3 separate regions of the Homo sapiens genome follow, and all the other regions are linked to region 1. Evidence: chromatin loops called from intact Hi-C (ENCODE). Cell type or tissue: heart right ventricle. All regions are shown on one strand.

Region 1 (8,000 bases):
TTATATAAATATAGCCACATGTGCTTTCTTTTAAATAATGTTTGCATAATATATCTTTTATCACACTTTTACTTTCAATCTTCCTATGGGGCTTTTGTTTGTTTGTTACAGAGAGCACATAATTGGGTCATATTTTTAATCCACACTGCCAATCTCTGTCTTTAAACCATTCTATTTAGACCCTTTACATTTAATGTACTCATTGGTACATTAAGCTCAAAATTGACAGGGTTTTATTTTGTTGTTTCTGTTTGTTTTCTCCTTTTTTGGTTTTATTTTGTTTCTGTTTGTTTTCTCCCTTTTTTGTTTTTGTTTCCTTTTTCCTCCTTTACTATGGGTTAAACATTTTTTAAAATCTTAAAATGATAAAAATCATTTAAATGATTAAAATAAAAAATTTTTTAAATCAATAAAACCAATTTGATTGATTTAACCTGTATTATTTTTGAGTATATCTATGTGCATAGCTTTATAATTTCTATGCATGTTATATATATGTGTATGTATGTATGTGTATATATGTATGTATATGTATATATAAATTTATAGTTTATTGGTGTTGTCAATTTGCCAGTTTGAGCAAAATGTGTAAACTTTACTTGTTACACCCTTTACCCTTCTCCCTTTAATATAATTGTCTTAAATGCTTTCTCTATATTTAGAAGCATATCAAAGTCATAATCTTTCCTTTGATTTTCAAATGTAGTTTAGGAAACTCAAAAGAAGAAATTCTGTTGTATCTTTCAAATTTTTCTTACTGTTTTCTTCTTTCCTGATATTCTAAGATGCCTGAAACTGTAAAGACAGTTTCATTGGTGTCTAGAGAATTTCCTTTAATCATTCTTTTAGGAGAGCTCTGCTGGAATTCTATACCATTTTCATCTTCATTTCTAATGAGTATTTTTATTAGACATAAGATTCTGTGTTCATAGTTGTCTTCCTCCACACCTGAAAAATGTTGTCAATTACTTCAGTCCTCCATGGCTTCTAGTGGGAAATCCACTGTTTTTGAACTATATTTCCCTTATGGGTAAAGTGATGTTTCTCTCCAACTAATAAAACAGTTTGTGTTTTATTTTGGTTACTGTATTTTTCACTTCTAAAATCTCCACTTAGTTTTTCTTTACATCTTCTACTTATATTTGCTTAGATATTTTAGGGGCTGACTTTCTATTTTTTTTATATTACTTATTAAATTATTTTTATCATGGCTGCTTTAAAATCTTTTGACAGATACATTTAACATCCCTGTCATTTCCATGTTATTTAGTATCAATTGATTGTTTTGTTTTGTGTTGATTCTCATTCAGATCTGATTCTTAATATGACAAATAATTTTCTATTAAAGGCTGCTTATTTGGGGCATTATGTTAGAACATTCTGAATTTTATTTAAAGAGCTGTTTTAGACGGATTCTCTTGACACTTCTCCTGTAAGGCAAGGAAAATAAGGGCAGCACTGCCTCATCACTACCAAGTGGGGTTAGAAGTCTGGGCTCCTCACTTGGCTTTTGTTGACACTTGAAAAACAGGTAGTGGCATTCATTACTGTGAAGCAAGGGTGGGTGGGAGTTCAGGGTCCTCACTAGGCCTGCACTGATATCTCTCTGGCTAAGAGTGGTAGGAGTACCCAGTTCCTGCTTCCCATGTGGCCTTCTGTGATTGGGAGTGGGGGGCAGGGGACACACACAGGGCCTTATTACTTCTGAACTATGGTTTTTGACTCTCCACAACAATTCCTCTGACACTGCTTCAGTGTAGAGTGGAAGTGGGGCGGGGCGGGGGGGGGGGGGTGCCGATTACTGCTCTGTGGATGTGAAAGTACAAGCTCCACTGATACCAAGGTGAAGAAGCGGTGCTGCTACTCCTTGTTAGGATTAAAAGTCCTGGATCCCATGGAACCAGCCCAAATGCCCATCAATCAACGAGTGGATAAAGAAATTCTGCTATACATATATATGATGGAATACTACTCAGTCATAAAAAGGAATGAATTAATGGCATTTTTAGCAATTTGGATGGAACACGAGACTATTATTCTTTGTGAAGTAACTCAGGAATGGAAAACCAAACATATGTTCTCGCTCGTAAGTGGGAGCTAAGCTGTGAGGATGCAAAGGCATAAGAATGCTACAATAGACTTTGGGGACTCAGGGGAAAGTGTGGGAAGGGGGTAAGTGATAAAAGACTGCAAATTGGGTTCAGGGTATACTGCTCAGGTAATGGGTGCACCAAAACCTCACAAATCACCACTAAAGAACTTAAGTAACCAAATACCACCTGCTCCCCAAAAATCTATGGAAATAAAAAATATTTTTTAAAAAGTCCTGGCTCCCTACTTTGCCTTAATGCCACCTGTATGTGTGGAATGGGAAGGGGACTTCATTATTTCTGTGTGGATGTGGAAGTTCAAGCTCTTCTTGGCACCATGACGGGGGAAACGAGACATGAAGAGGTGAGTGCGGCCAGTGTTTGGAGGGGATGAAAGTCCTGGTCCCTACTTAGTCTCCTCTGACACCACCTCGCCCAGGGGACTGACTTACATCCTTAGAGCCTACAGATGGTGAAATGTAGGCTCCCTACTTGGCCTTTGATGGTGTAGTTGAAAAAGGTCCACAGGTTTTTTCTCATGGTGTTTGGCCACAGTGGAGCTATTATTGTGTGTAAATTTTCCATCTTGCTAAGCTGCCTCTCTCCTGATCCTTTGGCTAGAAAGAGGAGTCCTTTGTCAAGGCTTTTCCTGTCTCTGCCCCTTGACATTTCCGGGTTGTCATCTTCTTCAGCCAAAGTCTGGGAGAACCTCAGGAACCCATCATCATGCCAAGCCTTGAGTCCCAGGATCTCTAGCTGGTCTGCATTCTTCTGTCCACCTTTTTCTCATGCCTGTTTCAGAGATAATATCCGGGGGATTTCGTTGTACTTACTAGGAGGAATAGCTAAAAGTACATTGGCTCAACCTTCCCATTTGTGGAAGTCCCAAATTTTATTTTTAATTTGTTTTTTAATTGGAAAAAGAAGCAGATTCAACAGCGCCCTCATTTTAGCAGATATTTGCTACTATCAGTGTCTTTCTTCTTAAGAAAACTGTCCTTTTTGCTCAGGGAGATACCCAGCCGTCAACTGGGGAAGTTTGTGACAGCTCTCCCTCCCAGGTTCTGAGTGCTGTCCTCGGATGGATGGCCGCTCTCATAGGTTTTGAGATTTCTATGTGCGCACACGGTTCTAACAGAAGAGAGAGAAGACTAAGTCACAGTTAAGCAAAATGAGTTAAAGAAACGTGAAAACCAAAACCAAGAGAGAAAGTCCAAATAAAGGGAAAAGACTTAGGAGGTCAAAGCCAGCATCGTTCTGAGTGATCGACCATAACATGGTAGACCACAAACAAAAATGAAATCGACACAGGAAGCCAGAGGAGTGGCGCGCAACCAGTGGGGAGTGTCGGCATTGCCAGGAGTGAGGGCGTGAATGTGGGAAAGTGCGTGAACAACTTCAGGGCTCAGACCTACTGTACGCCAGCGAGAAAGGGAGGGGAGACGATGGTGGTTGGGGAGAGAGGAATTTTGTCGGAGTCACCTATGCTTCTGGGCACGAATGAGCGATAGAGCAGGATCCTCGAGCAACTGAGACTGGGGCCCGCCTGCAGGAGGCAGGAGCCAGGCAGAAAGGTGGGAGCGTTGGCCACGCGCTCCTGCAAGATCAGAGAGGACGGCGGGAGGGGACAGCGGGCGGTCGCAGCGCACAGAGCTTGCTGGCCAGGGAGGAGCTAGTCTCCGTGGGCGCCGCCGCCGCCCCAGCCTGCGCGCCTCTCTCCTGGCGCGCGCCAGTCTGGCACTCTGGGAGCTGGGTCCTAGCACCACAGACTTATCCTTCGCCTGCACTTTCCGTCTTTCTTCTCTGGGCGCCCACCAACAATGGATGGCAACTCCCTGCTCTCGGTACCAAGGTAAGACCCGCTTCTTTCTATGCCCAATACCATGTCGATCAAACTCCGTTCCGCGTTGTGAGTCGCTCACCAACTTGCCCCAGAGCGCTTCGGTTTGCACGGGGCTCCCAGCGAGGAGACAGGGGTCACTGCACTTGTAAATAAGTCCGGCCCAGCCTCGCTGGAGCTACAGGGGACCCTGTCAACTGCCCCACAGGGCGCGATGCTGAGTGGGGCCTGTGCGCTGGAGTGGCACGGGTTGGGGGTCAGCCCCGTGCCCGCCTCTAAGGCCCAGGGACGGAGGTCTGCTCTGCCCTAGGTGGAGCCAGGAGCCGGACTTTCCGCGGACACAGCTTGGAGAGGTTTCACACCTTGTGGAGAGACAGATTCCAAGGTCTAAAACAGGAGGGAACCGGGCTAGGGCAAAGTACCCCCGCTTTCCTTCCACCTTGACCTGGGCGGGTGTCTGGGGCTGCTGGGGTGGGGAAGATTGTCCCTCACCCCCGACCGACACCTAGACTGCCCCCAAAGCGAGATCTTAAGACAGGGCAGAAAACACCTAGGTCCCCTGCAGTCCCACAGTCCTCCACCGTCCCCACACCCCCTGCCAGTCTGCGAGTTCCTTCTTTAACACCTTTGGTTTTGCTCGTCCCCCACACCGGGGTAGGTCACGGACGCCACCCCAGGCGCTGCCGGGTGCGAGTAACGTGTTTTTCGGGGTGTGTTTCTTTCTCCTGTCTCTTTTTTGCCCCTGTTCCACACTCCTTCTAACTCAGTCCTTTGCGAAATTAAGAACCTGAGATTTTTATGTCTTTCCCATAAATGTCTGGGTAAATCGGGGCGGTGGTGCTGGGCCTGCTCCCCCAGCCGGGCAGGTGGCCTTTGCGCTCTTTGCGCTCGCTGGGCGCGGAGCGCTCGCGCCGGGAGCCAAGGATGCTGTTGCTCCCAGGGAGAGGGTGTCCTGGCTGCGGCGCAGCCCCACCTCTCCTGGGCAGCGGCTTAGCGTGGCTCTTCGTGCCATCCCTACTCCCTCTTTTCCCCAAGCAGGTAGGTAGGTAGCTTCCAGAGCAGAGCACCAGGCCCTAGAATAAACACTTTAAGTTCGGATTCTTGGAGAGCAGCAAAACCCAATATCCACTGGCCAGGGCACACATGGAGTGATACTACATTGCCAAGGAGCCGAGATGCGGTGGGAGGGGAGGTGGGGGTGGCGGAGGAGGAGAGAGACTGCTTTCCAAAGGCATTGAAGGCTGCCATCTAGAGACCTGAATTATTTGTATTCCGCGATGAAATAACGCTTTCTCAGCTCCACAGGCACTTCCTCCTTAAGCGTCCCTTCGCTGCGGGGATAGCAAATGGTTCAGAAAAGGCCCGCTGTGGTTTCTGTGCACTCCTTGAAGCAGCTCTTAAGTGAAGTCTCAATCCCCACCCTCCCGATCCCTGCCCCAGCGGAACAGGGTCAAAGGACCACCGCTGTCTTTCCATTTTGCCGATTTTTTAACTTAAAAAAAATTGCCAGTGATGTTTACGCAAAGGCATTAAGGTGTTTGGAAAGTCATGTAAATTGGAAGCTCACTTTCTCCACCTATCTATTCTACTGTCTAGGGCAAATGGTCATTAGAATTGAAACGGTGAATTGGGTGGTCCTAATAATCTTCCGACAGAGATTTTTGATAACAGATTGATTGCTTTAATCCGGTTTTACAGACCAATATAGCTGCGCCTGAATCCTGATTATATTTCTATTCAAATACCGGAACATTTTCTAAATTACTAGAAACACATTGTGCCAGTAATTTATTACAATTATTTCTGTCTCAGTACTATAAAATGACCTTATAAAGAGCAAAGCAACTCTGATGATATTGCTCTGTATCTTGTAGTGGCCTATCAAAATGTTAATATAGGCTTAATATCAGCTGCAGCAAACTAAGCTTTTTGAACCTGACTTTTTATTCACCAATTTCCACAAATCAGTGTAGTAATTTCCGGTATTTTATTAGCCTTCTTAATCCACAAATCAGTGTAGTAATTTCGGGTATTTTATTAGCATTCTTAATCATGTAAATTAACTCCTGTACATGAGTTGATTCAATCCTCTATTTCATTGTATACAAGAAACACCATTCCTTTTCTATAAGACTTAATTGAAAGCCATAGGGATTGGGATGCAAAAAGAAAATTAAAATTTTTAATGGTGTAGACAAATCATGTATTAGTCATGCTACTTGTTCACAAAACATTGCATTTTAAAGAATTGATTATTGAATATTCCACATAAGCTTTTCGAAGAAACCAACAATGATCAGCAAATATCAAATTGCTATTGTCAAGGCTTGTGATGTCCAAGTCTGAAAACATTTTTGGTATCTAATAAAATTAAGTTGGTGGTTATAAATCACTGTTTCTCTTAAGAATTAGAAAACAATTTAAGACATTCTACTTAATCATTAGAGAAAACAAAATGATTTAATAACATTGAGTTAATTATAGAATATATTTTATGTTGGCTTTTCCATTTTCTTAGAATTTTCAATTAAACACAAATATAAATTACTGAAATTTCAATCAAGCAATATTCTGTGATGATTGATATTAAAACTAAATTTGACTCATATACTTCAGAAACTGTAAAACATGTTTTTTTTTTTTAAGGAAATGTTTTGGGTTCTTTGAGTTATTAAACTGTATTCCCTTCCTTCTGTGAAAACTCTAATTCATTTTTACTATGAATATTTTCATTTTTAAAGGTGCAGTAAATTATGTGGATTGCGTCACAGATTTCTTAAAATCACTGGTTATCAAAGCTGGAAGATATCGTCCATAAGGAAACCAAGCTGTGCAGAGATTAAATGTTTCCATGTTAGTTGCGTTATAGACCTGGAATCCAAGTGTTTTCTGACTAGTAGTCCATCAAGAAAAAAAAAATTTAAGAGGGATTTTTTTTTAATCTAAAATCGCTGATAGAGGTTCTTTAGTCATCTATTTTATGGAAAATTGATTTGATTTGCTAAGTCGCAAAATTAGATATTAGAAAAACAAAAAAAGAATCAAAGGACATCCATCCAGTGTGTTCTATAGTACACTGTATTACAATGCAGTAGTTTCCACTTACAGAAAAAAAGTCAGTCTCACTTTTATATTGGTAACTAGCGTGTGTTTCGTAAGGTGTTATCAAGTGTTATCTAATATATTAAATTATTTGATCATCACATCCTTGTGAGTCAATCATGACAGATATTATCATCTCCATTTCCTAGCTGAAAACTCTGAAGCCAAAGGAAATTAAATAAAGGAAATAATTGTATTTAAAAATCCATATAAATTCTATGTAGCAGAGCTAGGTCATCCACAAAATTTTTCTGCCTTCAAGTCCAGTTTTCTCTTGTGTACTGATTGAAAATCCATACTTTATTTTAAATGGAAGGAAAAAGAATTTCTGGTACACAATTTGGACAAACACTGATACCATCAGAACACATGGGGGCAGCCTAAAAGCAAGGAGACCATCTTTTAAAGCCAACAAGTGCTAAAAATAATCTTTTTTAGCAAATAGAAATAGTTTGTCACCTTGGCCATATCTAAGCTTGAATTTGAATGTTAAGAGAGTTCCCTGTTTTCTAAACATTTGCATTGTTATACTGTACTGTTTTGTTCTTTTTGCTTGGTTTACTGGATTCTATTTTAATAATAAAATTTTTATATGGCATTTCGAATGATAAGATCAAAACTCATCAAATGTAAACTTTTGAAAAAACTAGATTGATTTTCTCCATGTGTAATAATGTATATAGGCTTCCTGTCATTTTGTTTTAACCAATCTAAAGTTTAATGCAGACACATTTCACTAAAACTCATCAGAATCTCAAGATTTTACCCCTCAGTATGTTAGTTCCAGGAAAAATAAAATTGATTTTTTAAAATGGAACAAACAACCCAATACTGTATACTGGACTATGATCTTCCATCACCAAGTTTTTATAGAAAGGTTAACTGATTTTAGATTTGCACAAAAGGAGATATTTAAGAGTATATTTAAATTTCTTTGTCCTATTTATGAAAAACTTTCAGAAAAGATT
Region 2 (8,000 bases), 160 kb before region 1:
GGGAGAGAGGGAGGGAGGGAGGAAGGAAGGAAAGAAAGAAAGAAAAAAGAAAGAAAGAAAGAAAGAAAGAGAGAGAAAGAAAGAAAGAGGGGAAGGAAGGAAGGAGAGAGAGGAAGGGAGGGAGGGAGGAAGGAAGGAGAGAGAGAAGGAAGGCAGGGAGGGAGGGAGGGAGAGAGGAAGGAAGGAAGGAAGGAAGGAAGGAAGGAAAAGGGGAAGGGGAAGGGGAAGGGAAGATACATGTTACTGCATGGATGCACCTTGAAACTTTATACTCAGTGAAAGGAACCATACATGAAAGGCCATACACTGCATGATTCCATTTATATTAAATGTCCAGAATAGGGAAATCCATGGAGACAGAAAGCAGATTAGTGGTTTCCAGGGACTGGGGGAGAAGGGAATGGTCTGTGACTATTAATGGACATGGAGATTATTGTGGGGATGATGAAAATGTTCTGGAATTAGCTAATTGTAATGGTTGCACAACTTTGTAAGTATACTAAAAAACACTGAATTGGACACTTTAAAAGGGTGAATTTTATGGTATGTGAACTCTATCTCAATAAAAAAAAAAAAAAAAAAAAGAAAGGAAGAAACCCACAGAGTGGAGAAGTTTAAATACAAAAGAGTCAGAGGAACCAATACTGCTTGAAGAGGTTAAGGTGATCCAACATTAGAGCTATCAATAGAAGGCAACTCTTGGTGACAGCTCTCTGGAAGTAATTAAGCTTCAGCATAATGGAAATGGAAGAGAGTAAGCATCTCACTGGAGCTGATTTTCTAGGGAGATTTAGTCCCAAAGCAATCAAGGCTTGGAAAACTGTAACTAGGATTTAACGGTTGGCCATCAAGGAGCAAACTACTGTGTTTTTTTGATTTTCTTGTTTGTTTGTATTTTTGAGATAGAGTCTGGCTCTGTTATCCAGGTGGAGTATAGTGGTGCGATCTCAGCTCCCTGCAGTCTCAGCCTCCTGAGCTCAAGCAATTCTCCCACCTCAGTCTCCCGAGTAGCTGGGACTACAGGCATGAACCACCGTGCCCGATAATTTTTGTATTTTTGTATTTCTTATGGTTTTGGTAAAGACTAGGTTTTGCCATGTTTTCCAGGATGGTTTTGAACTTCTGGGTGCAAGTGATCCACCCAACTCCGCCTCCCAAAATGCTGGGACTATGGGAGTGAGCCACTGCACCCAGCCAAACTGCTGTGATTTTTAAAGTATTTGAGAAGGACAACCTATAATTAAACTCAAGCCTACTGTCATCCAGCCAGATGAAACTATTAGTCTTCATTATTTAGGCAGTAAATGTTAAAATAATTGCATTTTCCCCTGTGTGTTAGTGATGTACTAACTACAATTACAGACATATTTCTTGATTTTTATGGCCTAAGTTATAGTAATTAGATTTATCAAGTTGTCAAATATATGTATGTATGTCTATTTTCACTCCAGTGTATTCATATAATAAAGTATTTCCACTAGCCAAGATCTTTAATAATTCGTATGTATCTTCATGTAAGCATGATTCATAGGATTTAATCAACTAGAACATCTCATCCTCATCCTAAGTCTGTAATCTTAAATGTGAATACCTAAAGGGAACAAGAACTAGTAAGTCAAAAATAAAAATAAAAAAATTTGAAGTAGAGAGGTTTAATGATAGGAAGAGATGCAGACTATAGTAAAGTGCAGAGTTCGTGCCCCTCTAACCAGAACCCCTTTCCTCAGGCACAGCTAAGTAAAACATTTTTGCCCAATATATCCACATATTCCAATTCTTTGGAAGGAAATCCAGAATTGTAAAGTTCTATAAGGGAAATCTACTTTTTTATGTGTACATATATAAAATATAGCTTTTGACAACTAAGCTAAGAACAATAAATATCACATTTTTTATTTTTAAAATATTTATTTTATTTAAGACCTCTCTCCTTTGTCAGAAAAATATGACCATTTTGTCTCCAATAGTCTCAAGTCCAGTTTTCCACATGAGACTTCAGAGACTTCTGGTGACATTGTTATATTATTCAAATCTGTGCCATCTAATTGCCTAGATGATTGCTCAATTGTTTACCAGATCATTAACAGACTTTATATATCCTGTGTGATTAAATTTAACCAAGCAAGGTGTCAATTAATTTTTATATTTTAAAGTTAATTCTTTTAACAGAAATAAATAGAGTCGACTGAGTACAGTGGCAAATGCCTGTAATCCCAGCACTTTGGGAGACTGAGGTGGGCAAATATGCTTGAGCTCAGGAGTTCAAGAACAGCCTGGGCAACATAGCAAAATCCTGTCTCTACAAAAATACAAAAATTAGCTGGGTGTGGTGGTATGCACCCGTAGTCCCAGCTACTTGGGAGGCTGAGGTGTGAGGATCACTTGAGCCCCAGAGGCAGAGGTTGCAAGGACCCAAGATCGCACCACTGCACTCCAGCCTGAGTGACAGAGCCAGACCCTGTCTCTAAAGAAATAAATAACAAATAATAAGAGTCTAGTGTTGTTTATAGAGACTGACTTATTGCTCCCACCCTGAATTTCCAACTGGTTAGTAATGATTTCCACCTGGAAGTCAACAAAGCATCTCAAAATCAAAATGTAAGAACAATAGATTTATCAATCATTGTATTCACCATTTCTGTTTGACTCAATGCCATCAACATAACTCCCTGTTCTCTGTCTTACTATGCAATCGGTTGAGTCTCATTGTCACTCTGAAATATCTTTCACAGCCATCCTGTTTTCTCCATTGCCAGTACCATGGCAGTCAGAGCCTTTTTAACCTCCCATGTGAACAACTACAATAAATTTCACAATCTTTTTCCAGCCCCCAGCCAAATACCTATTTGGGGAATAAGAGTCATCATCAATTACCACAGTGATTGCTTTACTGTCCCACTCCAAAAACTTAAGGCCTCTCCATTGCTCATAAAACAAAGAACAAACTCTATGGCGAGGAAAGAAATTCACATTTTGTGAGTATGGATCATAAAATTACTTCTGGAGTCCACTGGACCTGAGTTCAAATTCTGGTTCCACACTTACTAGAATGCCTCTATTGAGTTACATTTCATAATCTCGAGACTCATTAACTATGCAATCAGGCTCTTAGCACTTATCTGAGAATAGGTTATTGTAAGAAAACATGAGAAAACTTTTGTGAAATAGCTAACATGGCTCCAGTAATTTGAATTGTACTGCCAGTAAGAAACTAGACCTGAAATTTTATCTTGTTCCCTGGCTCAGGAAAATGTTTTGATCTCCTGATTAAACTGCATATAGGTCTGAATCATGAGTAAATATCTGCTGAAGACAAACCAACAAGATTGTGCATAAGGTGGAATTCCTCAGTACAACGATGCTTATAGCCTTCCCTACCTTATCTGAGTGACCCTCAAAACCACAAAGCAATGACCTCATGCCAGACAATCTGCCCTTCATTGCTCCGAAAGAACATTCCTTTGTGTAACAATTGGAGAAATAGAAGTAATTTCATGAGAGCAATAATAAGAACAACCAAACAACAAGTATATCAGTAAAAGATGGGACCTTGGAAAGCTAGCAAAGGACTGTTGAATTTAGCCTCTCCAGTTTCTCAGTCTTTTATCTCTACTACACATTAAATTTACTACTTCACAACTTTTTTCTTAGTTTGCCCAACATATGGATTGAAATCTAAAATAGTCATTTATTTTCTGCTGTTTCTATGTTAGACTGTTTCAGTAGGTGTTGGAATCTGCATTTGCATTTGCTGCACCAACAATTTAAGATTACTTTTCCACTCTTCTTTGCAGGAAAACAAATGCAGTATGGTAATAAAATATTCCTAATTGTTAATGTCCTCGATATTGATGCAAGTAGAAGTTATTTCTCTTCTCATCTGAGAAATAGGCTGAAAGGCTCGCCTGACCTTAGAGGAATCTACCCATGGGAGAAGACTGATTTGCATCTTCCTCCGCTTTCCCATGCAACATAGCCAAGTGTTTATAGGTACAGTTTCTGACCATGAACAGAGCAAAAATTGTCAGTTCCTGTCTCTTGCCTTCAACTGGGTTTCCTGGAAACAGACTGAGACAAGAACTGTGTGCCCGTGTATTACTGGTAGTTGATTCCAAATGACATGTCTAAGGAAGGAGGAAGGCAGGACTGGGCAGAAGGGGAAGCTCACCTGCACTGTTGCTGCAATGAAGGCTTTAGCCAATTCTATAGCTAGAGAACTCCAGAGCTGGGATAGCCTTTCCATGTTGTCTCAAACTAAGAAAATGTGGCTAGACTTTTGTATCTTTGCACCAGTCAGTCATTAGCAGCAAGCTACCCTTGAAAGAGTGTATAGCCCTGGTCAAGTAGACCTTGTGGCTGAGGCTAAGTCCAGTGAGGGACAGAGATATGATCAGCAACTGATGTTCACAGTGGTCGGCAGTGGAGGAAATGGGTGTATTATCCCTAAAGAAGAGATCTGGTGTTCATTACAGATCCCCAGAAAAATTAAACCTTATGCCATGGATTCATTAGCTCTTATCTACTGAGCTAACCAGCCACATGAGAGTTGATTAATATGGTAGGGGGAGTAAAGTCAACCAGCTGATTTCAATGCTCAGAGCACCAATTCGTCTGGTTCAATTATATAACTCTGATGGGAGAAACACATGAAGGAAATGAAAGTGAAACTCTTAAGTTCTTTCTGAGCATAAAGTGTTAAGAGAGTAACATGAATTTTATTTTAGATACTCTCAATACAACTTTGTTAAATAAAATAATAAGTCAAAATTAATCCCAAATCCCTAAGCCACAGTTCAGTGCTCAGCATAAGTCTCCAGTGTGGCGGCACTGCTGCTAATTTAAAGCAGACAGATTCTAAGGTTTTTCTCAATACCATATCATTACTTCATTCACCCTTCTTAGTGTTAACTCCAACCCCTCTATTTATTGTATCTGCTCCCTTGTAACTTCTGATATCCCCCTAAAAGAGCTCTCCCAGGACTTTTTTTTTTTTTTTTTGAGCTGGAGTTTCGCTCTTGTTGCCCAGGCTGGAGTGCAATGGCGCGATCTCGGCTCACTGCAACCTCCGCCTCCCGGGTTCAAGCAATTCATTCTCCTGCCTCAGCCTCCCAAGTAGCTGGGATCACAGGTGCCTGCCACCATGCCTGGCTAATTTTTGTATTTTTAGTAGAGACAGGGTTTCACCATTTTGACCAGGCTGGTCGCGAACTCCTGACCTCAGGTGATCCACCGGCCTCGGCCTCCCAAAGTGCTGGGATTACAGGCGTGAGCCACCATGCGTGGCCCCAGGACCTCTTTAGCACCTCACTCGTGCAAGTGCCTGAACCCCTGCCACCTCACTTTGACCCCCTCCCTCCCTTATCCTCACTCTGTCGAAGATTGAACTTATACTTTCCAAGATGACTCTACTATTAAAGGAAAGGCATTAGACAGGGCAGAACCATCCTTCCCAGGTTGGCATGGCAAAAATTCACAATTGTGGCAACCTAAAGAACTGGGCTACAGAGGAAGAACTAACCAAATGGTTAATTCTCATGATTCATTGTTCTTGAATTTTCAGAATTAGGTACAATTGATCGCTCGCAGCATTTTCTTTAGGAGGGACTTTCCAGAAGTAGTGTTACTGAAAGGTTCAATTAGAGACACAAAATCATGGAAAGTTCTTTTCTTGGAATCTAGTCTCCAGGTTTTTCTTCTATCTTCCTGAAGCTTCTTCTGCATTTCTGTGAATGGCTCCTCTTCTTCTGTAGGCTGGAGGGTATCACCAGCAAAATAGTCAGAGTCAAATTTATTCTGGGTGAAGATTTTGCTACTTGCATAATATGAAGATAGAGTGTGGCAAGGGAATTGAGAATTTGTTTTTTTCATGAATGAAGCGTGCATATGTGGGGAGTTATTGCCAGTGAGAAAAGTTAAGGAGTCAGTGGATTGGAAGTTCAATGGGTCAAAGAATGGTTCAAATAGAATTCATGGGGTAAGCAAAAGATTGGATATGGTAAAGAGAGTAAGAGACTTAAAAATAGAGATTTTAGAATGATAATAAAAGGTCAAAGTATGACTGTATAAAAATATGATTGAAGCTGGATCTAGGCTAATGTGTTGGATAATTCATTTACATGAATGTATAAGATTAGTAGTGTAAAGAACAGTGAGACCGGGTACTTGAATCTTCAATGAATGAGAAGAAAACACTGCGATATTGGTAGACCACTACTGTAAGTGAGAGTAGCATATATTATGCCATTTATTTCAAAAGAATTATCTTTTGAAATTTTTTTACATATTTATTTATTTGTTTTGTGTAGGAAGGAGAAAAGGTATTAGAAATAGCAGTGTGGAACGAATAGCATTTCTACAGCACCTCCAGAATCTCTGGAAACTGTGTCATGAGGAGAAAACAAACATTTCTTAAAAGAACTGTCCACCAAACAGTGTCCTTAAGGAATTGCCACATTTTAATTACAGGAATATGGTAAAGGGAATGTTCAAAGAAATGCTTAAAGATATTATACATGTTACAAATGACTGTAAGTTGAAGAGGACTTTGAGAAGTTAGAGATATGTGAAAATTTGGGTCCAACTATGGTATTTCAGTCAGAAACTCAGCTGGTTTGAGTTTTCACTAGCTGGAGTTGTCTAAAACTACATTCTTGAAGGGTCTAAGTCCTCAGTACTCTTGATTGTTTCCATTTGTTGTAATTTCCCATTAAGTTAGTATCAAGAAGGGTCCCAGATAATCCCCTGGATTTTATACATAGTGCTTCTTGCCACCACTGTATAGCAGCAACCTAATTTCCTCCTGGTTATTGGAATCAAACACTTCAGCCGTTAGAGCAACCCCTTTTATTGTCTGCTGACAACTCCGTGGCTTAAGAAGCCCAGGTGGCCAGCTAATAGTCTCATCTTCAAATTCAATGGAAGTAGAGACTTATTCCTGTCAAAATGAGATGGTGGGGACCAAATTTATTCTTCCACCTGATCAAAAAGAACAAAATATGTTAAGCAAAATGTTCAAGATATGCAATATCAGGTACTGAACGAGATCCCCAAGAGATGAAAAATGAAATGAAATGAGCTCTATGGTCACCCCCAGACTACTGCCTGGAGCATAATTCCATAATATAGTGCTGGAGTGGGAGGAGACCTGGGTAGGAACTGTTGATCTCACTGTTAGGAGGAACCATAAAAATGGTTTGAGAAGGTCAAGATTGCTAGAGTTTGTAGGGTAGAGAGTAGGAACAACAAAGATGCTTATGCAGATAGCTCCTGAGATTTGCAGAGTAGCCCCCCTTGAGTTTTCAGCTGAGTAATGAGTAGCGCATGTAAAAAAGTAAAAAAAAACTACCAAAAATATATAAAAGGATTCAAGTGAATTATAAATACTCAGTGTTCACCAACGGCCAGAAACGGATTGTGTTCCTACCTTCTGAATGAAAGAATGCAAAATGAAAACCCTCATAATTCAAAGGGCATAGAGTAGAATAACAAGAAGGCTTTTACCTGAGTAATGGGGGGAAGATATTTCTAGAGTAAATTCTGCTCTGCTCCTGCCTTATTGAGTTTAAATGCAAGACCAGAAAAGACTGAATTGTTTTCAAGTAATTTAATTACATCCCACTGCTAAGCTTAAAAAGTACAGTTAGGTATATAAAAATATTCAGTATCCAATTTGGTAATTGCATGTCTGGTATCTAATCAAAAATGATCAAGCTGGAAAATAAGCAGAAAAATATGAGCCACAATGTAAATAAAAATAAGTCAGCAAAAACTGACTCAGGAATAACACATATGATATAATTTGCAGATAAGCACATAAAGCAAGCATTATAATTATGTTTCATAAGCTCCAAAATATAGAAGAAATTTGAAGACATGAAAAATATATTTTTAAAAGCCCACTCAACTCAAACTTCTAGAGATAAAAACAATAATATCTTACATGAAAAATACACTGGATAGGATTAACTGCAGCTAAGATATTGCAGAAGAAAAGATTAGTG
Region 3 (8,000 bases), 200 kb before region 1:
GGAGTTCTCTAGGAAACGGCTCATACCTGTGACATAAAGCATAAGGTGTGCTGTGTCCACAGGGATTTCTCCTTCCAAAATCTCAAGTAATGTCTTAAAAACTACCCTTAGCCATGTCGGTTAATAGTTAACTAAAATCACATGCCTTTTCCCTTGTTTTCATTTATAAATTGCTTACTGAGTACAATCAGAAAGAAATTATAAGACTGTACTCTTATTACTACAGGAAAACGTAGGATTTAAAATACTCATCACATTGTGGTTTTAACACAGCTCTCACCACCATTCTGCAAAATGTGCGCGCATACACACACACACACACACACACACACACTGCCCTGTGTCTGCAGTACCTTTCAGGTGGAGGAAGGTTGAAGTCACTTCTATTCACTATTAAGTCAGTTCTTCTTCACCTTAATAATTAGCTTTCAGTATCCTGGAAGACCCAGGTATATTTTGGAATTTCAATTATGTATAACCATATGGGTTATATATAGATTTTTTTCCTACAAATTTCTATTTTTTCACTTCCTCATTACCAACCTAAAAAATCTCTCCTTTAGGAATAAAATGTTGCTTATTAGGTGTCAGTCCAAAAGTTGAACATTCACATATTTTCCAAGATGGCTGTGAAAAAAATTTATTTTTTTCAAGTATGAGGGAATTCATATTTTAATTATTACAGAATCTCTGGAAATCAGTATTTTATCTTAAAGTTTGAAAAGTTAGGCTTAATATATAATAGTATGTTTAAATAACAAATTAGAAATGAAAATTTGTTTTAAAACTGCTCAATTAGCAACATCTATGAACATCTCTCTTCAGGAGTAAAACAATCTCTAATCCTTTTGTTGAATTTCTTTGTCATTGGCTAATATGAGGGCATTGTTATTTTTAGTAAGAAAATTTATTTTATTCACATTTATTATGATAGCTGATGTGATGTTATAACTCTTTTTGCATATTTTTCACTTCCCTGATTGATATCCATGTCTATTAATTTGGTTCTGGTATTTTCTGTATTTTGCCATATTGGCAGATGAAAACCATTTTATTTGGACACAGAGGGTATTTAATAAGTCATGATGATTCACATCAAATGTTACAAGTTTTTTCATTTTGTTTTCTTACAGTTCAGCACTGTCATGTTTAAAAAATTAAATGTTATTTTTAATTGACAAATAATAATTATATATTTATGGGGTACAATGTGATGTTTATAGCAACCTGAAGGTTTCCCAACAAGGTAAGAATAAAACTGAGCTCCTTAGCCTGACGTACAAAGCCCTGTGGGTCTTTCCAGTGGACTTCTCTCCATTCATCTTCTGTCATGATCCCCAACCCCCACTCTGCTCTAGCCACACTGACCTCCTTTCTGCATTTTAATCTAAGCACTTTCTTCCCGTCCTTCGCAATATAAAATTTTCCCTGCTTGTTTCAGTGTAATCATTCATTAATATTTGTTGGACATATGAATGAATAAGTACTAACAGAGTTTAAGGAATTGAAATTCAAGCTGGTCATAGGGCTTGGTGTCAACTCTTTTAACTTTCTGCTGGCTTCTTAATATAACTGGAAAAGGAGGCTGTCCTAAAAAGATTTGGTTTATGTTAAGTTCACTTTTATTGCGGCTGTTCATTGATGGGTTGATAACATACTAAATACATAGCCTATCTTTCTGCAATATTGTATATTATACCAAAACAAAAAACTCATTGAAAATTAGTCCTAATATCTTTACAGGAAAGACCTCAAGGAAATCCATGGCCCAAATACATGTAGTGACCATAAGCCATTTCCTAGAATGACTGTTTGAACCCTATTTAAACTGTAAACATAGTGTTGATTATCCCCATGACCTGGTGAAATATCCCAGAAACACTGGCATTTTGGATTTCAAACAATATGATCAGACTTGTCATGTCTGAAAGTGTCTCAAATATTATTTTTCAGCCCATGAATCCAGATTCATCTTTGTACAAAATATTCTTGCATAGACAGATAGAAGATATTTAACAAGTACAAACAGAGGAAACCCACTTAAATTTGAATTTGAATTTCAGATAAACAACACATTTTTTAGTATACATATGTTTTATGCAATATTTGCAACATACTTATGCTAAAAAAATTTTGTTCTTTAACGGCAGTTTCAATTTGACTGGAAGTCCTGTATTTTATCTGTCAACCCTGACTAGGGCCTACTACTGAGTGATGTCTCCTCCAATTGGTATACATACAATACCTGTCCTATGTACTAAGCACAAAAGGTTAGCATCTGCTACCTGCTGCCTTAGACTTTCCAAATGCAAAATATTCACTGATTGCCTCGCACTGTAGGTCTTAATAGGGACTTCGACCCTAGTTTAGTAAGGAATTGAGCCAGAGATGTGAAAATATAAATTTCTTCATTCCACATCCATGTCTGTTTCCATTGGCAGCACATTTTCTTTTCCTCAAAATCTTCTGAGAGTCCATTAAAAATTGCTTGGTTACATCATTCATCTAACAAACTGCTGTTTAGTCAGTTATTCAGTCAAAACTCCAAAGTGTTTTAAGATGATAGCATTAGTGGGAAATGGTTTATGTTTCCCAAATACTATAAAGTATCCAATAAACCTAGATGGGACATAAAATGTGGCCTCACTAGGGAGCTATCTCCTTTATGTGCAGGGTGAGGTCAACATTTTCACTTAGCAGGCAGAATTTTTCATCCACTGGGGAAACATGATTATTATAATATATGCTGTATTAGTCCATTTTCACACTGCTATGAAGAAATACCTGAGGCTGGGTAATTTATAAAGAAAAGAGGTTTAATTGGTTCACAGTTCCACATGGCTGGGGAGGCCTCAGAAAACTTGCAATCATGGTAGAAGATGAAGAGGTAGCAGGCACCTTCTTCACAAGGTGGCAGGAGAGAAAGGGCATGTAAAGAAAGAACTGTCAAACACTTATAAAACCATCAGATCTTGTGAGAACTCACTCACTATCATCAGAACAGCATGGGGGAAACTGTCCCCATGATCCAATTACCTCCCACCAGATCCCTCCCTCGACATGTGGGGATTATGGGGATTACAACTCAAGATGAGATTTGAGTGGGGACACTGAGCCAAACCATATCATATGCTATGTTTATTTTTAATGATTGTGTTCCTAGTTTGTAAACCCAATTTTCTTTTTCTGATAGGCATTTAGAGTGGGAAAAGAAGACATAAAAAGTGAACTTTTCAGATTTTTGCTAATAAGCGTATAAATGTATCTATCTGTATACCTATCTGTCTTCATATCTTCTATTTATAACAGAGGGAAACACAGGCTTATGCTTAGCCCCTACCTGTCTTATGGGGAAGTTTAAGCAAATGAGTATCTGTTCTCTCTTTTGCATAGATCTTCTCTCAACTGAATCTTTCACATTGGCTACTAAACATGTTAATCACTTCCCATAAAATAATTCTTCCCAGATCCTAAACCACCCATAGCTACTTCCTTTTATTCCTTTTCTTTACTCTACTTTCTTTTATTCATTCATAGCTGAACTTGTCAAGGTTTTTCATAGTCACTCCATTCTGACTTCACTCCCACTGCACTCTATACCTGCTGAACTATTTATTACTTCTGCCTTTACCATTCATACAACCAGCTCTCTTCAAGATTATTATATTACACATTGTGTAGATAAATCCTTAGCCTCTGTAGTAAGCAGAGTTATGACGACAAAAGATGTCCACGTCCTAGTCCCTAGGACCTGTGACTATGTTATGTTATATGGAAAAGGGGAGTTAAGATAACATAAAATTAAGTTTGCTAATCAGATGATCTTAAAATCTTGTATTATCCAGGAGGGCCCAATGTAATGACAAAGGGCCTCAAAAGTGGAAGAAGGAGGTGCAGGAGAAAGAAGCAGAGAGATGGAAGGATGAAAAGAACTTGACCTGATGTTGCTGGCTTTGAAGATGGAGGAAGAGGCCTTGAGCCAAGAATGCCAGTAGCCTGTAGAAGCTGGAGAAAGCAAAGGAATCAGTTCTACCTAGCGCTTCTAGAAAGAAATGCAGCCTACCAATGTGATTTTACTTGGTGAGATCTGTGCCAGATTTTTGACTGTCAGAACTGGGAGATAATAAACTTATGTTTTGTTAGAGCACCGAATTGGTAGTAATTTGTTACAGCAGCATTAGGAACTAATCCAAGTTCCTTGATCTAACACTCCCCTGGCTTTGCCCCAACTTCTCAGGAATCCCTATCTTTCCAGGCTTTTCCTCTTCTCTGAGGTATTTACAGCCTCATGCTCTGTGCTAAATGCACTTTCTACTTACTCTGTGTTAACCTCACCCAGGGCTCTAATCAGCACTTCTATACAGATAACTCACACATTTTCATTCCTAGCCCATACCTCTTGTTGAGTTCTAGGTCTATAAATATAACCGCTTGGCTGACAGCTGACAGCTCTTCTCAGATGGATCACAGTCACTTCAAAACAAATCAGGCCAAAAAAAAATTAAATCATAATCTTTTTTCCCTTTTAACTTGATCCTCTTCTGGTATGTTCTATCATCTCAGTAAATGGAACCATCGTCCATCTAGTCATATAAACCAGACATTTAGGAGTCATCTTCAACACTTCTTCTTTATCTCTTATATCAAATCACTATCTCACATGAATTTTACTTACTAAATTATTGCCAAAATCCATCTATCCTCTTCTTTATAATCTCCATTGGCACCATTCTGGCTGTATTGGTTTTCTATTGCTGTATAACAAATCAACACAAACTCAGCCGCTTAAAACAACACCCATAATATTAGGTCACAGTGCTGAAGATTAGAAGTTTAGCAGGGTGTGGCTAGGTTCTCTGCTCAGGCTGAAATCAAAGTGTCAGCCAGCTGCATTGTCATCTGGAGCTTGGAGTCCCTTTACAAGATCATTCCTGTTATTGCTAGAATTTAGCTTCTTGCAGTTTTAGCATCAAAGTCCCCATTTCCTTGCTGGCTGTCAGCGGAGGACTGCTCCTTGCTTCTTGAGGCCACCTGTGCACATTCTTCATCACGGAGTACCCTCAAACTTCAAGTCAGCAATGGTGCAGTGAATTTTTCTTCTGCTCGCAATCTCTCTGACTTCTCCTCCCACAACCAGCTGGAGAAAGCTCTCTAAGCAATTTTCAGGACTCAAGTGATTAGAGCCAGACACATCCAGCTAATTTTCCTACCTTAAGGTCAACTGTGCGTATAACATAACATAATCAGTGGTACAATATCTAATATTCATAGATTCTAAAGATTAGGGTGGGCTATCTTAGGGGGCTATTTTTGAAATCTCACCTACAACATTGGCACACGCTATCATCATCACTCTCTGTCCTATGAATTCACTTCCTAATTCATCCACCCAAATCCACTTTTCTCCCCCTGGCAGCCAGAGTGATCATCTCAAAACACACTCCCGATAATTTTAACCAGGTGCTTCCTTTTATTGCTCTTAGCCATAGTCGTGGCCTAGAGCCGTGCTGCCTGATGTGCCTTCTGCAGCCTGGTTTCCTGGACTGTTAATGCTCTGCAGGGAGATCAGAACAGAAACCAAGAGCAAGCGTCTAGACATTTTGATAGTGATTTCACAGAGTAGTTTTATGTCTATAAACTAAACATATACTTGGAGCTTGTATTTTATGTACTTTAAAATTTGTTTGGTTTTTAGTGACGTATTATTTACCTTATTTTATGTAAGTATTGTGCCAAGAAAATTGAAACAAACAAAACTGATTCTCCAGCACTGAGAAATGGGGAAGCGTGGGGCCAGTGAGCTCTGCACAGCCTGGTCTCTACTTCTCCAGCTTCATCTCATGCCATGCAGCTTCTCACTCTCTACCTCTGGCTATAGTGGTGTTCTGTAGTCCCTTTGGCATGCCATGTTTCTTGTGCCTTGCTGACTGCTCTCACTAGGTTACAATCTCCCCATTATATTTTCTCAGATACCTCCAATATGTACTTATCACAGTCTCAATATTTCTTATTTATAAATATGCAAATATTGTTAATGTCTTCATTCCTCCTAAAATGTAAGTTCTGTGGTGTCAGAGAGCTTACCTTCCACCTAAGTGGCACACACCCCGCTCCCTGCACAGTGCCTGACACATTACTGGTGCTCAACAAATGCATACAGAAAAAGAGGATGAATAAATACACAAAGGTATTCCATATTATTCAAATTCAAATAGCGCCTCAGCCAAGTATTACCTGTTTGATCTTAATCATGTTAGTTAAATCTGCTGTTTCATTGTTATTATAGGTAAGATGGAAATAATATTGACAGCTTCACAAGACTGATATGAAAATTAAAGCATGTGCAAAGGCTTTCTTTGAAAACTGCAAGAGGCTTTTAAGATGCAATTAATGAGTTGGTGTAAATTATGTTTCTTCCAACACATTGGCAAAAGGGCGAAATATACAACAAATCTAAAAGTCCTTTGGAAATATGTGCCACAGTCTTTAGAAATATTTAATCTTTGCTTCAATCATAGGGGTTCTAAAATTTTATTCTAACATAATAATCGGGCAAATATGCAATATATATGTAAAAAGATGTTCATTCCAGCATTATTTCTAATAAAAAAGTAAGAAAGACTCTAAATATAACCTCACACGTGAAGGGACTGTGGTAACCTGGTTGGCACAATTTAAGAAACAACCTAAATATGTTTCCCCCATATGAAGAGGGGTATGGACCAATGCTGGTAGAGGGCTGAGTATGGTACACAGTGTGACTGAAGAAAAAAATCTTTTTATACCCAGATACACAATGCTTTGCAGTGACAAGAGCCTACGAGTGTAACCCAAGCCTGAAGATTTATGATCACAATCATAGAGTAACCTCAACCTGAACATGACATGGAGAGGTTAGCTTGAGATTTACACTAACACTGGTGGCAGTGGGGCAGTAGACTCGATCCCCGGCACATAAGCTGTACAACTATTTCTATCAAGAGTCGACTTCTCCAAAACTGGTATCACTATGAGCAGAGAATCCCTGAGGCCTTCCTTTATGGTAGCGATTTAAAAAAAAAGCAACCACTTCTAAAGTAGATGTTTCAGAGGCAGTTATGGGGTTTCCAATCTTAATGAAATAATAACTCTGAGTTTTAAAATGTCTGCACCAACACAAGAGAAGCAATGTTCTCTATAAACACTTAGCAAGCATCCATAATTCTCGATTAATTCTTGGAGGCTCCAAAGTAGAAATACTGGATTGCCTGTGAGCTGGAAGGAGAGTGGCTTGAGACATTAATTTGAATGTAAAAGAAGTATGAATTAATATATCCTTCAAGTTGGTTCTACTCAGTATGCCGAACAAAATGCCTCAACTCTTTTTAAGTAAGAAAAAAAGATATGCTGTTTTGTTACTTCTCTCCCATATCCTTGTGCTCAATTAGGAAAAGATGAACTGATAAAATATACCGAGGACCCACCAGTCTAATTCCTGAGGATCCTTGGCAGGAACAGAGCCCAAATGAGAAAGGGTCTTTCTAAAGGGATGTTGCTTATAACTCACTGGAAACCACTTGAATAATGACTCTGAATTTGGAAGAACCGATCGGTGGAAGCAAACTTAAGTTCTACAGAGATGCTCTACTATGCAGAATTCAATGGTAGGAATAATGGCACAATGGACAATCCATGCTCAGCCTTAAGGCATTTCTGCTCAAATTTTCATAACACTACTGTAGATCCTAGATTTCTCTAATATTGATTAATATCACAAAGCCTATTTAGGATGTGGGTTGGAAGTTGTGTTAGCTAAGAAAAGAGAGCTTTCAGTTACAGCAAAACCATGGAGAAACATTCTGTCAGAAGGTAGAAGAAATAGAAGATTTTTACAAGGAGTACTAGAAAAAATTAATAAAGGAAGAGGGTGAAATATGGGCATAAAATGCACAAGAATAAGTGTATTTAGCAAAAACACATGCTTATGTGGTGCTCATGATGTGCCAGGCACTACTCAAAGA

The links. Peaks named below come from ENCODE experiments on the same cell type or tissue, not always from the same donor. Only the 100,000 strongest peaks of a DNase experiment are listed, where the experiment ranks them.
Region 2: a loop joins it to region 1, with 2.2 times the contacts of the local background. A loop is called at or near these places in 3 of 110 quality-filtered maps.
Region 3: it touches region 1 in a loop (11-fold over the local background); 3 of 110 quality-filtered maps call a loop at or near these places.

The regions. Positions count from the first base shown.
Region 1 is chr2:228,177,509-228,185,508 of GRCh38, reverse strand. SPHKAP (SPHK1 interactor, AKAP domain containing) reads left to right here and starts at 3,822. Exons shown (of 12, transcript NM_001142644.2): 1 at 3,822-3,942. The coding sequence starts at 3,911. In heart right ventricle, CTCF peaks have their summits at 3,648 (motif pointing right), 5,203 (motif pointing left) and 7,390; DNase peaks (open chromatin) are centred at 3,775, 4,067 and 5,128; H3K4me3 peaks cover 4,553 bases; H3K27ac peaks cover 4,058 bases; H3K27me3 peaks cover 1,083 bases.
Region 2 is chr2:228,340,081-228,348,080 of GRCh38, reverse strand. No RefSeq gene overlaps it. Among named protein-coding and RNA genes, the nearest start is that of SPHKAP, 160 kb to the right of the region's middle. In heart right ventricle, no CTCF peak of the experiment used is centred here; no DNase peak of the experiment used is centred here.
Region 3 is chr2:228,375,260-228,383,259 of GRCh38, reverse strand. No RefSeq gene overlaps it. Among named protein-coding and RNA genes, the nearest start is that of SPHKAP, 200 kb to the right of the region's middle. In heart right ventricle, no CTCF peak of the experiment used is centred here; no DNase peak of the experiment used is centred here; H3K27ac peaks cover 3,209 bases.